2 separate regions of the Homo sapiens genome follow, and region 2 is linked to region 1. Evidence: chromatin loops called from intact Hi-C (ENCODE). Cell type or tissue: heart left ventricle. All regions are shown on one strand. Links, peaks and the distances in the headings refer to the core of each region. The heading gives the core; the rest is flanking DNA.

Region 1 (8,336 bases), core at 225-8,224:
CCACACGGGCCCAAGGACAGCTGCACAATCAGCCTTGCCTTTCTATTACGGAACATACCTGTGCTTCCAGAATAAACTCCAAACATCTAACTGTACAAAGTCTTCTTCACATAGAATGTCTCACTGACAACTAGGTTGGCAAAAAGGGCTCTCAAATTCCATGTTCTAGTCAGTGGCCTGCTTTTAGTAATTCAGTAAAGCAGCTGTATCCAGAAAACCTTTTTTTCTATGGTCCTCTTTCTGTCTTACTGTCTTACCTGGCTCCCTCTCACCGAGCTGATCAGTCATCTTCTCCAGGAAGCCTCCTTTGTCCTGCTACTCCGTCTGGGTAAATACACACTTCTGGGTTCCCATGACTTTTAGTTTTTAATCTATATAATAGAATTTAATGCCCTGTATTACAATTGACTGTGTATGCTCCTTAGATTTAAAGACTAATTCTTTTATTACTGTGATGACTGTAATAAAAGAAAAAAAGTAAGAAGAAAGGGAGGGTGTGTGGTGACATTGATAAGAATTCTCTCCAGAGCCCATTTTTTAGAGTCAGATCCATTTGTGTCAAACCCAGCAACACCAATTATTAGTTGTGAAGCTTTGAGCACGTTACTTATCTCAGTTGGGTCTCTTGACCCTGGCACTAATCATTTGCTTAATGAAAGAATAGTAATCATTATTAGAGGCTTGATTAATTATGATAGCATGACTCTGTGCAGGCACTGTTTTCAGCACTTTTTACAAATTTCCCTATAACCTAACATAACCCTGTGAGGTGAGTAATGTTATATCCCTTCCATAGATAAAAATGAATAAACTGTGGCCCAGAGAGGGTGACCTGCCCAGGTTAGTCAGAGGGGTTCCAGGGTCCATTCACTTAACTATTACACTCTAGTTGCTGGCTGCAAGGGAGAATAGGGGAAGAGAGACAAGGATGAGCTCAAAGAACCCCCTGCTTCCATCAAGAAAAGCGTCCTTCGCCACTCTCATTTCATTTACTGGGAATTATCCTGCCAATACCCCAGAAGTGCCGGTCTTCAGTCTAACATTCCTTCTGTTATGGTCTGAATGTTTGTGTCCCCTCAAAATTCTCATTGAAATTTAATACCGAAGGTGATGATATTGGGAAGAGGGGTCTTTGGGGGGTGATTAGGTCACGCAGATGGTGCCCTGTGAATGGGATTAGTGCCTTATAAGAAGAGGTAAGAGAGCTAGCCTGCCCTCTTTACTCCGTAAGAGGATACGAGAAAAAGTTGGCAGTCTGCAACAAGGGAAAAAAAACCTTCATCAGACACAGGATCTGCCAGTCCTCGATCTTGGACTGCGCAGCCTCCAGAACTATGAGAAGTAGATGTTTGTTGTATGAGCTTCTCAGTCTATGGTAATTTGTTAGTGATGTCCATGCTAACTAAGACAGAAATTGGTACTGAGAAGTAGAGTGCTCCTTTAACAAATACCTAAAAATGTCAAAGCAGCTTTGGAATTAGAAGTTTCAAAGTGCATGCTAGAAGAAGCTGAGATTGTCATGATGGGATGTTTAAAGTCAATTCTGGTGAAGGCTCAAAATAGTAAGAGAAGAGCTCTAGAGGAAGCTTTTATATTCTTAGATAATATATAAGTAATCATGGACAGAATGTTGGTAGAAATAAGAATGATAAAGGCCATTTTGATGAGGTTTCAGATAGAAATGAGGAGCACATTATCAGACAATGGCCAAAAGGTGATCCTTATTATAAAATGGCAAAGAATTTGGTTGAGTTGTGTTCATGTTCTAGTGTTTTGTGGAAGGTAGAATTTGTGAGTGGTAAAATGGATATTTAGCTGAAGAGGCATCTAAGTAAAGTGTTGAAGAAGTGGCTTGGTTCCTCCTAACTGCTAACAGTGAAATGTGAGAAGAGAGAATGACTTAAAGATGGAATTTTTAAGCAAAAGGAACTGGAACATAATTATCTGAAAAATTCTCAACCTATCTGTATTGCAAAAAAAATATGAAAAGCACGTTTGGAAGAGGACACTCAGGGTGTGTGGCCAAGAAACCATTCAATAAGGAGATTAGGTGTGAACCATGAATTTACTCAGCTCCCCACAGATAAACTGACAGTTTAACTTGAAGGGGAAGGAGAGGGAAGGAATGAAGGAAGGATGTCAGAAGTCTTGGATTTTGCAGGACAGTACCTTAGAGCTATTTGGCTGCAAATGTGCACTATTCTCCAAGACAAGGGAAGAATGACCATGAAAGCGATTCACAGATCATCAGGGCTGCCTCCTTAGTTTTGAAATGAGGAGCTGTCGCCTTGTTTTCAACAGGTCAGATGATCCTCACTCAAAGCTGTGCAGGCTTGACTCCAACCTAGCAAGACCTTTGGGGGCAGGACCCCTGCCTGTCAGAGCCACAGGATAGGGACTGCAGCCTCAGTGGGTGTGGAAGGTGAGACTGCCACACAGCGGGTCCCAAAGGCAGGACCGTTTCTCCAGCAGGCCTGGAGGGCAGAGTGCAGAGCTAGGAGACTTAGGAACCCATGGAGTTTGCCTTGCTAGATTTGGGCTTATTTGGGACCCGTCACACCTTCCTTCTTCCCTATTTTTATCTTTTGGAATAGGAATATCTACCCTATGCTTGTTCCACCATTGTATTTTGGAAGTACATAACTTGTTTGGTTTTATAAGTTCACAGCTGGAGAGGAAATTTGCCTCAGTATGAATTATATGTGGAGTCTTACCCATATCTGATTTAGATAATACTTCAATGAGACTTCAGACTTTAGATTTTGGAGTTGATGCCAGAATGAGTTAAAAATTGGTGGTGAGGCTGGGGAGCTGTTGGAATGGAATGACCAAGTGTATTTTGCATTTGAGAAGGACATAAGTTTTCAGGACCATGAGCAGAATGTGACAGACTAAATTTTTGTGTCCTCCAGAAATTCATATGTTGAAATCTAATCCCCAGTATGGTGGTATTTGGAGGTGGGACCTTATTAGGTCATGAGTATGGAGCCCTCATTAATGAATGGGATTAGTGCCCTTATAAGAAGAGATCAGAGAGCTAGCTTGCTCTCTCTACTCCATGTGAGGATACAAAAATAAGTCATCAGTCTGCGAGCCAGAAAGAGGGTCCTCACCAGAACCCAACCATCCTAAGCTTGAACTTTCAGCCTCTAGAACTGTGAGAAATAAATTTCTGTTGCTTATAAGCACCCAGTCTATGTTATTTTGTTAAAACAGGAAGGTGACGAAGACACCTTCCTTTTTTCTCAAACTCTCTCCTAGCTACTAAACAGATCTCATATAAACACACTAATTATGTCTGTTTTGCGGATCTAGCAGGAAAACACAGCTCCGAATACTAAAGAGCCTTTCTTCTTTATTTGTGACTGTCATCTTCTCTGACAGACCAAGCAGCTTTGGAAGATCTGTGTGGGAAAACAAGGTCACCACCTAGCCAGCCAGTCTATCTTCACACTCACAGGAGACTTTATTAATTGACAGAGAGATGTCAGTTTCTCTTCCAATTTCTGAAATTTCCTTTTCACTCACTATTCCATTTAATGCATAGGCTTGGCTTTTACACATTATACATAATTTCCTTCTAAAATAATTACACAAATACCTCTAAGAATGGTGGGTCTCAATATAGAAGCATGGTCAATAAAGTAGATGACCCTCCGCTGAAAATGACCCCCCGCTGAAAATGACCCCCCAACTTTACCCCCACCCACAGTAGCCCCCGTAGCTAGGCTTGTATTCTTTTACCCTCCCCTCTAAGTTTAGCTGATTAGAAGTCTGAAGATGCCCCAATCGATCCTCTTACCTGGGTATTTGAAGTTGAATTTCTTGTTTGGTCACTTAAACTGAGGTCTTATAAATTTAGAGCAATCTTATACGTAGAAAAACAGAGAAAGCAGGTTTAAAAGTTAGGTTGCAGGTTCTGGCTTCCTCAATAAAATCCCAATATAATACTAGCTCAAATGAGATCTATGTTTCCCTCTTATATAAGAGTCTGAGGCTAAGCAGTTGGGTCAGGGCTAATAATCACATTAGCTCCATGGAGTTGGGGACCCAGGCTCCTTTCACCTTGTTGCTCTGCCATTCTCCACCTGTAATTCTATTGCTAGGTTAAAGACAATTACTTCAACTCCTGCCATCTTATTCACACCCAGGCAGCAAGGAGGGAAAAAGAGGAAAGGAGGCGCCCATTCCTTTCTATTTAAGAGTGTAACCTGGAAGTTGTACATATCATTTCTGCCCATATCACATTGGCTAAAGCCTAGTAAATGCCTACAATTAACAGCAAGGGAAGCTTGGAAGTGCATCTGTCAGCTGAGTGGCCAAGTGTTCAGCTAAAACTCTCTTTTCAGAGAAAAAGGGGAACAGTGACATCATAGGTACAACAAGCAGCCTCTGCTCATCTCCACAGATAAAACTGATCTCCAGGAAGTGAGCACGAAGTTGAGGCTCAGAATAAAAGCAGCTGTGAGAGACTTGGGGCCTCCAAGAGACAAGGAGAGCAACACTGGTTCCTGTTAGCATCCAGTTCTTGGGTTTTATCCCTCATTGAGACGCAGAAGCTTTCCTTCCCTTGTGTATAATAAATTCCTGGCTTTGCATAAGCCAGCCCAAGTGGCCTTCTGTTCCCTGATACCAAAACGTCTTGTCTAATACAAACTCATTATATGCTCCTGGAGGGCAAGGGTCACATTTTACTTTTTTATTCCCGACCCAGGGTTTAGGTAGTACCAATGCTCAGTAAATAAATACTGATTTGACTTAATGTATTGCCTCCTTCTGCAGCTGGATGCATTTGCTATCTGTCTCCATCATTTTTTGCCAGTTATAGAATGTAGGCCTCCAAATTCCCTCAAAAAAACAGAGAAGGTGGAGTCATGAGGAGATCAAGAAATGTCTTAATTTGAGAACTGAAGAGGAAAATACTAACAGTTTTGGCACAGCTCTTCCCTGAAATCTGTCAGCACTAAGGGAAGGGCCAGCAGCAATAATACAGCAGCAGTCTTCATGGCACTGTCAGGCAAATCAGGAGGGCTACAAGGGCCTGCTTCTCTCCCCTGTGTGGACAAATGCTTGTGGCTGTGAGTTAAATACCAACGCAATCAGCTCACTCTCAAATGAAACTGCTCTGGCCCAGACTTGGAGAACAGTCTTGCATGAAACTTTTTTTTCCAGTGTTTTAAATTTAACCAGCTGGAAAGAAGTATCATTTTATTAAATCTTTTTGGCCGGGCATGGTGGCTCACGCCTGTAATCCCAGCACTTTGGGAGGCCAAGGCAGGCAGATCACCTGAACTCAGGAGTTCAAGACCAGGCTGGCCAACATGGCAAAACCCCGTCTCTACCAAAAATACAAAAATTAGCCAGGCGTGGTGGTGTGCACCTGTAATCCCAGCTACTCAGGAGACTGAGGCAGGGAGAATTGCTTGAAACCAGGAGTCAGGGGTTGCAGTGAGCTAAGATTGCGCCACTGTGCCTGGGTGACAGAGCAAGACTCTGTCTCAAAAAAAAAAAAATCTTTATAAAATGAAAGATTTGCTTTTTTTTTTTTTTTCTAGACGGAGGCTCGCTCTGTTGCCCATGCTGGAGTGCAGTGGCACGATCTCGGCTCACTGCAAGCTCTGCCTCTCAGGTTCATGCCATTCTCCTGCCTCAGCCTCCCAAGTAGCTGGGACTACAGGTGCCCGCCACCACACCCGACTTATTTTTTGTATTTTTAGTAGAGACGGGGTTTTACCATGTTAGCCAGGATGGTCTCGATCTTCTGACCTCATGATCCGCCCACCTCGGCCTCCCAAAGTGCAGGGATTACAGGCGTGAGCCACCAAGCCCAGCCTGAAAGATTTGCTTTTTTAATGGGAAATCTGCATTCTATCAAAGGGATAAAAAATAATGCTCGACTAGTTCATTTGATACAAAGGCCAGCACAACACTACCCAAATACATGCTTTTGTTGATCATCTTTGACAGAAAATAAAGCACGGGGTTTTGAGAGGTTTGCCTAACAAGGGCTTTTAAGCTGCATTCTGTGGTATCATAATAAAAACTGCAGGGTTCATGTTAAACCAAATAATTTTACATGTCAGCCTGGCATGTAGAAGGTATTCAGTTAGTTCTTGCTGAATAAGTATATTTCAAACTGTTGCTGAAAGAATAGTCTAGAAACATCTATATGTGATACATTCACATTTGACTCTCAAACCATACAGAATTCGTTAGTGAATACCAAAATTAGCTTCACAGACACTGGGAAGGAAATCAAGACTATTGGGGAGGGAACGGGGTAGAAAGGGAGGTGTGTGGAGTAGGAGTGGGACCCAGGGAGCTTTTAGTGTACAATGACCGAAAAATTGTAAATTACCGCATTGCTGCCTTCTGCTTTATACCAAGTTTGTCCAACCCGCAGCCTGCGGGCTGCATGCAGCCTAGGATGGCTTTGAATGTGGCCCCACACATATTTGTAAAGTTTCATAAAACATTATGAGATTTATGCTTGGGCCTTTTTTTTTTTCTCATCTTATGTCATTAGTGTTAGTGTATTTTATGTGTGGCCCGAGACAATTCTTCTTCCAATGTGGCCAAAGGAAGCCAAAAAGATTGGACACCCCTGCTCTATACATTACAGTGTATAATTTTATTTTATTTTATTTTATTTATTTATTTTTTTGAGATGAGTTTCACTCTTGTTGCCCAGGCTGGAGTGCAATGGTGCAATCTCAGCTCACTGCAACATCCGCCTCCTGGGGTCAAGCGATTCTCCTGCCTCAGCCTCCCGAGTAGCTGGGATTACAGGCATGTGCCACCATGCCCAACTAATTTTGTATTTTTAGTAGAGACAGGGTTTCTCCATGTTGGTCAGGCTGGTCTCGAACTCTCAACCTTAGGTGATCCGCCCGCCTTGGCCTCCCAAAGTGTTGGGATTACAAGTGTGAGCCACCGTGCCTGGCCTACAGTGTATAATTTTTACAGCACTAAAGACTCTTAACATTTTTATAATTTTAAAGAAGGGTCACTGAAGACACAATGCTGCTTGGAGCGTTTTTATCCCTTATTCATTTAAGAACACTTTTTCAAATTGTATGTTTCTGAGTCATTTTTTTAAAATGATATGTTTGTTTACCTACATTAAATTAGATGATGCTGTGATACCACTCTTTCCCAAATAAATGTGTTTCCTTTAGAGATAACTAGTTCAGCCCATCCCCGGGTTCAATGAGTCACTAAGAGGACTCATAGGACTCAGCCTACTATCATGTAACACTAATGGCTATGATTTATTTCAGCAAAAAGATAACAAGCAGAATCAGCAAAGAGAAAAGGCATCTGGGGTGAAGTCTGGGGAAAACCAGGCACAAGCTTCTAAGGCTCCTCTGTCAGTAAAATCACAAAGGATAAATTAACCCCCCAGCAGCAAGTTCTGTATGTGAAAACAGGTGTGAAATGTTGCCAACCAAGGGAGCTCATTAGAGACTCGGTGCCCCACGTTTTTACTGGAGCCTGGTCATGTAGGCAGCCCCAACCTGGCACATATGGAAATACTGGCTTCCCAGAAGAAAGCAGGTGTTCAGCACAAACCACATTGTTTGCACAAACAGTCTGGCACAATGAACCACTCTTATCAGTTAATGGTGGGAACCCTTGCAAAATCTCAGTTCTCTCCCACATACCAGCCAAGGGCCAACCTTGCAAGCCTGCCTTTTCACAGGCAGTAGTTCGGGCCTGTTATGTTAATTATTTTCTGCACAATATCATCAACAGAGTGTCAATAATCATGATAGTGACATTTACAAGTTTGATGGGGTTCTTTTTGCCCCCAAAGCTGATGTCTAGTCCCTTTCTTTATCATGAAATTAACATTTATGGAGCCCTTATCACATGCCAGGCACATGGTTTAAATCTTTTAATATTTACAGTAAATGGGTCCTGTTTTTGTCACAGTTGTACAGATGAGAACATTTAGATCATATCATTTAGAACATATCATTAGACTTGCCCAAAGTCTCACAACTAATATTTGTAGTGCTGGGATTGGACCAGGAGGGCCTAACTCTGGAATAGGCACTGGGGAAGTTCTCAACAGTTTCACCACACACCTTCCCTTTCTTTTCTTTCGTTTCTTTTTTCTTTTTTTAATATGGTCATCAAAAATAATTACACATTCACACACACACACACACACACACACACACGCACACACCTATATCTCCCCATACTGTATGGACAGAACACAAATACAACCAGGTATATAACCTGGTGCAGACTGGCCTTCCAATATGTGTTGAGATGAATGAATAATGAAGCACAACATCTGAATGTCTAGCATTTAAGTACCGCATCCT
Region 2 (8,336 bases), core at 35-8,034, 51 kb before region 1:
GAGTATTGAAACCTGGACTGGGCACAGTGGCTCACATGTGTAATCCCAGTATTTTGGGATACCGAGGCAGGCAGATCACTTGAGGTCAGGAGTTTGAGATCAGCCTGGCCAACATGGGAAAACCCCGTCTCTACTAAAAATACAAAAATTAGCCGGGTGTGGTGGCGGGTGCCTGTAATCCCAGCTACTCAGGAGGCTGAGGCAGGAGAATCACTTGAACCTGGGAGGCGGAGGTTGCAGTGAGCCGAGATCACACCACTGTACTCCAGCCTGGGCAACAGAACGAGACTCTGTCTCAAAAGAAAGAGGGATGGTTTCTAAAAAAAGTTTTAAAGTGAATAGGCTTATTTTGGTGTTAAGTGAAAAAGCAGAATAAAAAGCTTGTGAGATATTATTACATTTATATAAATACAAAAGCTAGGCACAGATAAAATTACATATAACCTTCCTACTCGCCATTAACTGGGTTTCCTTTTGATACAGCTTTTCATTTTTTCCTCTATTTCATTCTGCCAAAATTTCTGACAAGCATTCTTTACAATAGTGCACACACACGTTGCACACAGGAACGTATATTAAACCATTACTTGTAACTGACAAAAACATCTAAGCAACTGATTCATAAAGATTTTCAACAAACTCTTCTTTTGCACAGGTGTTAGTGGTGTGTTTCACTGTTTTTGGAGGACTCATGGCTTTTAACTACAATCGGGCATTCCAGGTGTGGGCAGTCCCTCTGTTATTGGTAGCTTTTTTTGCCTACTTAGTAGCCCATAGTTTTTTATCTGTGTTTGAAACTGTGCTGGATGCACTTTTCCTGTGTTTTGCTGTTGATCTGGAAACAAATGATGGATCGTCAGAAAAGCCCTACTTTATGGATCAAGAATTTCTGGTAAGCAAACATTTCATTTCCAATTGCAATCTCCATGCTCGCAATCTTGAAAGTTTTGTAAAGCTGCACACACGAAAGAGGCTCATACCCAGCCTCTCTCTTCTAGAGGGCTCTGAGGCTTCTACTACCCCCGGGCCTGAAAGTGGGATTTGCGCTGAACTCTCCAAGGCTGAACCCACCTCCCTTTCTGAGAACCTTCTCCCTGAAGAAGTGAAGCTGAACAAGAATGCTGATCAGATGGATTCCTAAGTAGCAGCAGCACTTCTTACCCTGGGCAGAAGATGTCCTGAACACAGTAGTTCAGCTCCCTTTGGTGCTCATGGCATGATCTGGCCTTTTGGGTGGTCTAGAAGTTTAACAGTTGATCTTTTTCTAAAGCATTTTTGCATCTCCAAGCATGATGTTCATACCCACTATATTAGGGAGAGCACACTTGTGTGCTCCTCTGTGCCAGTATTGACAGATCTGCAATTCTCAGGCCCTTTATTAGCCCAGGCACACCAGTGTGAGAAAAGCCACACCCTCAGCGGAGCGCCCATACTGCTTATATCTGGAAATAGCAGGCAGCTGTTTGCAACAGCCTTTGCAACACAGTTGTTGCTTATTTGCCTTATCCTGGGTAGACAGGGATATTTTAACAGCTGAATGATGTCTCATCTCTTTTCCTTGTCTGAGTTATATGATATTTGCATACTTTTCTTTCATTCTGTTGCCATAAAAATTAGGTGTTAAAGCCCTTTTAGCTTTAAACAGAGCATTTAATGCACTCTTTGGTTCAGCAGGCACTCAATTTTTTAAGAACCACTTCTACAATTTATAATTAATGTATCCTCATCCTTCTCCATATAAAACATAAACTACAAATTTTACTTTTTTTTTTGAGACAGAGTTTTGCTCTTGTTGCCCAGGCTTGAGTGCAATGGCGCAATCTCAGCTCACCGCAACCTCCACCTCCTAGGTTCAAGCGATTCTCCTGCCTCAGCCTCCCAAGTAGCTGGGATTACAGGCGTGCACCACCACGCCTAATTTTGTATTTTTAGAAGAGACGGGGTTTCACCATGTTGGTCAGGCTGGTTTTGAACTCCTGACCTCAGGTGATCCATCTGCCTCGGCCTCCCACAAGTGCTGGGATTACAGTTGTGAGCCACCGCACTCAGCCAAAATACAATTTTTACTTTTTACTTGTTTATTGACTTATTTGTATGTACTCTAAGGAAAGTGCTTATGATGGTGGTATGTAGCTAGCCAGGTCTCCATCCCCTGATTTACTTTTCCAGTTAAAAATCCACCTTGAAATCCGGGCACTATGGCTCACACCTGCAATCCCAGCACTTTGGGAAGCCAAGGCAGGTGGATCACATGAGGTCAGGAATTTGAGACCAGCCTGGCCAACATGGTGAAACCCTATCTCTACTAAAAATACAAAAATTAGCCAGGCACAGTGGCAGGCGCCTGTAATCTCAGCTGCTTAGGAGGCTGAGACAGGAGAATCGCTTGAACCCGGGAGGTGGAGGTTGCAGTGAGCTGAGATGGCGCCATTGCACTCCAGCCTGGGCGACAGAGGGTGACTCCGTCTCCACCACCTCCCCCCCAAAAAAAATCCACCTTGAAATTTACCCCTTAAAATAGTTTTTTCAACAGAAGAAACTTTCTTAAGGATCCAGTTATCTGAAATTTAAGGCCAAGAACTTGTAAATGGCTATCATTGGGACTCAGAAATTGATACTCCATAATATGGCACTTTGACATGCTGAACTGAAGAAGCCTCAAGAACTCTCTGACCTTCTCCCAAAGCACAGGATGAAGCTGTCATCTGAATGAAATCCCCTTATCTGCCTAAAGTCCAGACCCACCAAAGAAAAAAACCACCTCTGGCCCCTTCCCTGAGTTTTCCATTAACTGGACTTATATAGCAGAAACAAAGACTAAATTCAGTCAACACACCTGGACAGACTTTTGTCACAAACCACTGTCCTGTGGGCCCAACAGACTTTGTTCCCAGCCACTAAGTGTTCTTCAAGCTCATTAAACTCCCCTAAAAGTAATTCACCACCCCCATAAAATCATCCACACTTCCCCATCTCCCTTTCCCAAAAACAGAATTATCTGTACCCCATTTAGACACTCACTGTGATTCTCCCCTGTGCTACTTTATATGCCATTTCTCCTGTTAATCTGCCTTTTGTAAGTTAATTCTTCAGCAAACCGTCAGAGGGCAAAGGAGAAGTTTTCCCTCGGCCCCTACGTTATCAACAGTACAGACACATAATACTATTCTAACTTGTTCTTTTGTTTTTCAGAGTTTCGTAAAAAGGAGCAACAAATTAAACAATGCAAGGGCACAGCAGGACAAGCACTCATTAAGGAATGAGGAGGGAACAGAACTCCAGGCCATTGTGAGATAGATACCCATTTAGGTATCTGTACCTGGAAAACATTTCCTTCTAAGAGCCATTTACAGAATAGAAGATGAGACCACTAGAGAAAAGTTAGTGAATTTTTTTTTAAAAGACCTAATAAACCCTATTCTTCCTCATTGTCTTTGTCATTATTGTTTGACCAGGTAACAATACTGGAACTATATTAGTTTACCTTTTTTTGTACAAATTAGGACAGAAAAACTCTTCTAAAACCATGTTTATATGCATCAACTTACAAAGTACACTATGTAAGAACTGAGGTAAGTTTGTAAGTGCACAACTAATAAATAAACCTTTTTAAGATAAGGATTTTGTTAGCAGAAATCTCTGGATTTTTTTTTTTAAAGGGACAGCATCTCACTATGTTCCCAAGGTTGGAGTACAGTGTCTATGCACAGGTGCCATCATAGCTCACTGCGGCCTCCAGCTCTTAGGCTCAAGTGATCCTCCTGCCTCAGCCTCCCAAGCAGCTGGGACTACAGGCATGCCACCATGCCCAGCTTGGAAAGTTGCTTTTATACAGAGTAGGATACTTCCCTACTCAGCCAATCCTGGAAATATGCTAAATGGATTAACTTTTCAAAGTACAATTCTTAGATTTGGTGACAATAAAAGCCAAAACTGTCTACTCTAACATGAACTACCACCTGAACTGGGCATGTACAGGAGAGGCAGGAGTGTAACCAATGATTTAGTCTGTGCACATGCTCTTCCTTTTTTTCTGAATACTCTTCCTCCTCTTTGCTAATGGCAAACTCCTACTTATTCTTCAAAACCCAGCTCTGATAGCATCATGCTTCTGCAATGCCTCTGAGCAGCATTACTTGCCCTCTCTTCTGTCCTTTTCCTCCATGCTCTTCTCTGATATGACTGTGAATCCACTTTCTGTTATGTCTCTCCACCAGATCACATTCCGTGATGGCACACACAATTTATCCAAACTCCTGATACACAAGCACTCCTCTTACAGCAGACATTCTGGAAGAAGTGGTTTTCAACCACAGCCCCACCTGAGAAATTACCTGGAGACAGATTTTTAAAAATACTTCTGCCTGGACCTCAGAGATTTATGTAGATGGGAGTGAGGGGAAGAGCTTTTCGTTTTTAAAACTCTAACCAAATAGAAACATTTTAACATGTTGATTGGCAGCCTCATGGGAATCAATCTGACTTAAATGGCAGGGCAGGTAGTGTGATATAAGGCTTCCCTTCCCTAAACTTTGAAGAGTCAAAGATGACAAGGAAAGCCTTAGAACTCAGGTCTACTTTAAATGCAATGACTTTTTTCTTAAATGCCACCATTGAATTAGGTTGACTCCAATAGTTTCCTTTACAAGCAGTTTCCCAGAAGCATTAAACCTAGTCATTGTGGAATGATGAGCAAATAGCCTTCACTTTTGTGGGCTCATCAAACCATGTGTATATACTCCTCATCTCTCAGCAAAAAACAGACGGTTTTCGCCCCCAAACCTAATAGAGCCAATCCTATTAGAAGACATGGCTTGGCTGAGACAATGTCGGAAAGTGTGAGTTACTAATTTTCTTTTAGTGACTGCATTTTTGTCACTATGACACCTAGCTATTGTTTGTCCTTCCCTCTGTCAGGACTGAAGGTTTATGTTTCACTATAAACCCTGGCTTATTACCAAGCAGCACATCCTATGGCTGACCTAGCATGTTTCTTATTCATGTTTACTTACCCTAAGATAGGAAAATTCCCCACCCCTCCTGTCAATATTCCTAAAGATTTTAAGATTATTCCAAGTTGAATTTAAGATGAATCTGGGCCAGCCAAGTCAGTGAAATAAGCAAGGGTCAGAAAATGATTAGAATTCTGTCATTTACTATGTGTAATGGTTTCCTAAGCCTCAATCTCCTTAAGCATAGAGTGCAGTGTTGTGTGAAGTAAATAAAATGTTAATGTACCTTGTAACAGTACCTAGGAAAAAGGTACTTAAAAAAAAATCTGACCCTACCTATCTAGAAGCTAGCCAGAAAATAATCAGCCTGTGGTTCATATGAAAGTTCAAAAAAAATATTTATTTATAAAAAATACAATGGGATAAGTTTATGCTGAGAAATGCAGCAATAAATACAGTTGAAGAAAACAGAGCAACTCTACATTGATACATTGGCACAAACAGGAAGAGCAAATGCATCACCCAGGCCTAAATGTCCACAGGCCACTTTTGTACATGCTCTTTTAGAAACACCACTCTGAAAAGATCTTGTTCGCTAGGTAAGAGAATGAGTACACATATAATCACAAATGCACACTGATCATGACTTTATTTAAAAATTAGCAAACAATACTGTAGAAACATTGATATGTAAATTTCTAAAATGCTGCATCTTAAATTTAGTTGGCAAAGACCACATTTAGCAATAAGCATGAGTTTAGTCTTCCATGTAGAAACCAGATACACTAAACTGTAAAAAAAAAAAAAAAAAAAAAAAGTTTCCTATTGTTTGAAAATACCAGTTTAATATAAGATTGTAAAAATGCATAGATTTTTGCATAAAAGAACTGGCTGTACAAGAGTACTCCCCTTTCACAGTATTCCTTTTTACTTCATATGCGAGTTATTGATTATGCTGTAGGATTTAACTATTACAGCACTAAAAGGCAACTATTGAGGGAAGAGGCAGAAAAAGGAAAAAGGAATGTACGTAAGGCAATTTTTCTTAAAAGTACAATAAGCTTAATAGTGTTTTAGGAAGACAAGATAAAAATTACTCAAGGCTAGCTTGGTTCTCACTGAATAAAAACAAAGGACTAAATACTGAGCTCCTTCTGTGTGGATCTAATAATCAATGCCTTGGTCGCTATATTGGTAATCTCTGGGGTAGTCATCCTGGTACTCGCCATGATACTCATCAGGGTATTCTGCCTGATAATCACTATCACTGATTTCCGAACCATTTGTTCCTGTTCCTTGGCTTCCGTTGTGAATGACAGGTTCTGTAGGAGCAGCACAGTATTTGGGATCATATACTTGCCGCCCAAGCCCATACACACTCATTCCTTTCTGGGAAGCAACTTTGTTGGTACCCATCTGTAGGGAAATTGTCGAGTTGTCCACCGGCTGTAATGTTAGCTTCTGATCATAGATGTCTCTTCTGGTACCTGGTGCTAACATCCCTGCCTGGTATTAGAACATAGTATAAAAGTTAAAACAGCAGCTAGAATCTATTCTTGTGAATAATTTATAAATTATAGAATTCACATTGAATATGAACAGTAATACATGAACTTTCATTTGGTTCAGGGGTAAAGCTAGCTTAACCAAAATATCCTGATACCGAATCACTTCCATGAAGCAATATTCATTGGCTTTTGAGCTAGGTGAGACCTTTCTTCAAAATCCTTGCTCTGCTATAAAATTACTATGTGGCCTCAAACACGTAAATTTAGCTTTAGGTTTCTCAAACTGCAAAATGGAGACATTACTACCTACTCTGGATTTAAGAGAGAATGAGACATAAAGAATGTGAAATCATAATGCTTCCACACCAGAAAGTTCCATGTGAATGCCCATGGGGACCACATACATTATCTGGGTTACCAATTTCAAAAATTTATAATATATTCAACAGAAACTATGTTGAGCAGATCTTAAGGACTTGAGTCTTTTCAAAAGGCTGAGATACAGAAGAACCAGCCACTTCACAGCCACTCCCCTCTTTTTCAGAGTACAGTAACTCATACTTCATCTCTCTACTTACATCAAGCACACACTTCCAGGTTCAGAGTGGGTAGAAAAGTAAACGTGAGTGGCAGCTATGAGAGACATAATGCCGCACCCGGTAGGATGTGTTCCATAAGGGCAAAGTTTGATAAATCTCCCTTGGACTCGGTAAGAAAATGTTTTTCAAACCCTATCCCAGCTGTTGTTGGATGTGAGACCTGTCTGTTCTCAAATGGTTGTTGAACTTCCTTCTGAGGTGCTGGTGATCTATTTTTAACAAGGAAATATTTCTATCTTGGATGTGGTATACTGGTATTTTCACCATGTTGCATTTCCATCTCCTTATATTGACACATCTAATAGGAATGCTAGTTAAATCCTTCTTAGTGGAACACCAGGTAATTTTACCTATTAATTAAGGGCTCCTTAAAAAAAAAAGTCAGCATTTAAATGAGCAATATTTTACTTGGATTTTGGAGCAAGAACACTGTAATAAACATATCTTTTTTTCTGCTGGCTAGGTAGAAAGGCCAGCTGTTCTAACTGCCAACAAAAACCACGAGACACATCATGCTTTTGCTGCTATCGAAAAGGTCTTTTGATTATTTTGCTTTCCCAGCAAAGTCCACATTCCTGAAGGAATATACTCTAAATAAACTATACAAAAAATACCTACTTTAAACTTCTGGTTAATAAAAATAAGGTAAGTGTACTCTTGTACACGTATAAAAAGGTATTGCTTACCTGGCTGGCTCCTTTATTAGTGCCCATCTGCAGACTAATTGTGGTCTGGTCAAAAGGTTTGTCAGTTTGCATTTTGGGATCATAAAGATGCCTCCTAGTCCCGTAAGCTGTCATACCTGCCTGGCTGGCACATTTGTTGGTTCCCATCTTTTAAGTTAAAAATAAAATTGCACAAATTATCAGATGTCAACAATATACACAACACAAACAAAACTTTCCATGCTACCAAAAAGACAGAAGGGGCACAACCGACAAGTTACTGAGCTGAGGCTCCAGTCAACTCTTCTATGTGTCTACAAACAAATTTCAAGTGCTAACTTTAAAAAGAAAATTTTAAAGTCACTATAGATAAAAACTCATACATAGAAGAATTAAACACACTTTAACAGGTGGACTGACACACCAAAAGTCATTACAGTGGCAGAATAATTTCCTCTGCTACTCTTTCCCCAGATAACCAAATTAAGAGGTACCAGCTTCGGTTATTTCAACAGAAGTAATCCTAGGCCAAGCAATATGCTGTTCTACTCCAGGAATGTTTTACATAAAATGTGAAAGCAAATGCCAAGTGTTTTCTCTGGGAGCTTAACA

The links. Peaks named below come from ENCODE experiments on the same cell type or tissue, not always from the same donor. Only the 100,000 strongest peaks of a DNase experiment are listed, where the experiment ranks them.
Region 2: a loop joins it to region 1, with 5 times the contacts of the local background. A loop is called at or near these places in 1 of 110 quality-filtered maps.

The regions. Positions count from the first base shown.
Region 1 is chr1:94,942,614-94,950,949 of GRCh38, forward strand. All of the region lies in intron 2 of CNN3-DT (CNN3 divergent transcript), which reads left to right. Among named protein-coding and RNA genes, the nearest start is that of CNN3, 20 kb to the left of the region's middle. In heart left ventricle, for the core only: no CTCF peak of the experiment used is centred there; no DNase peak of the experiment used is centred there; H3K27ac peaks cover 1,857 bases.
Region 2 is chr1:94,891,626-94,899,961 of GRCh38, forward strand. SLC44A3 (solute carrier family 44 member 3) reads left to right here. Exons shown (of 15, transcript NM_001114106.3): 14 at 656-892; 15 at 3,193-3,621. The coding sequence ends at 3,297. It overlaps CNN3 (calponin 3), which reads right to left. Exons shown (of 7, transcript NM_001839.5): 6 at 7,746-7,892; 7 at 5,332-6,458. The coding sequence ends at 6,117. Among named protein-coding and RNA genes, the nearest start is that of CNN3-DT, 31 kb to the right of the region's middle. In heart left ventricle, for the core only: no CTCF peak of the experiment used is centred there; no DNase peak of the experiment used is centred there.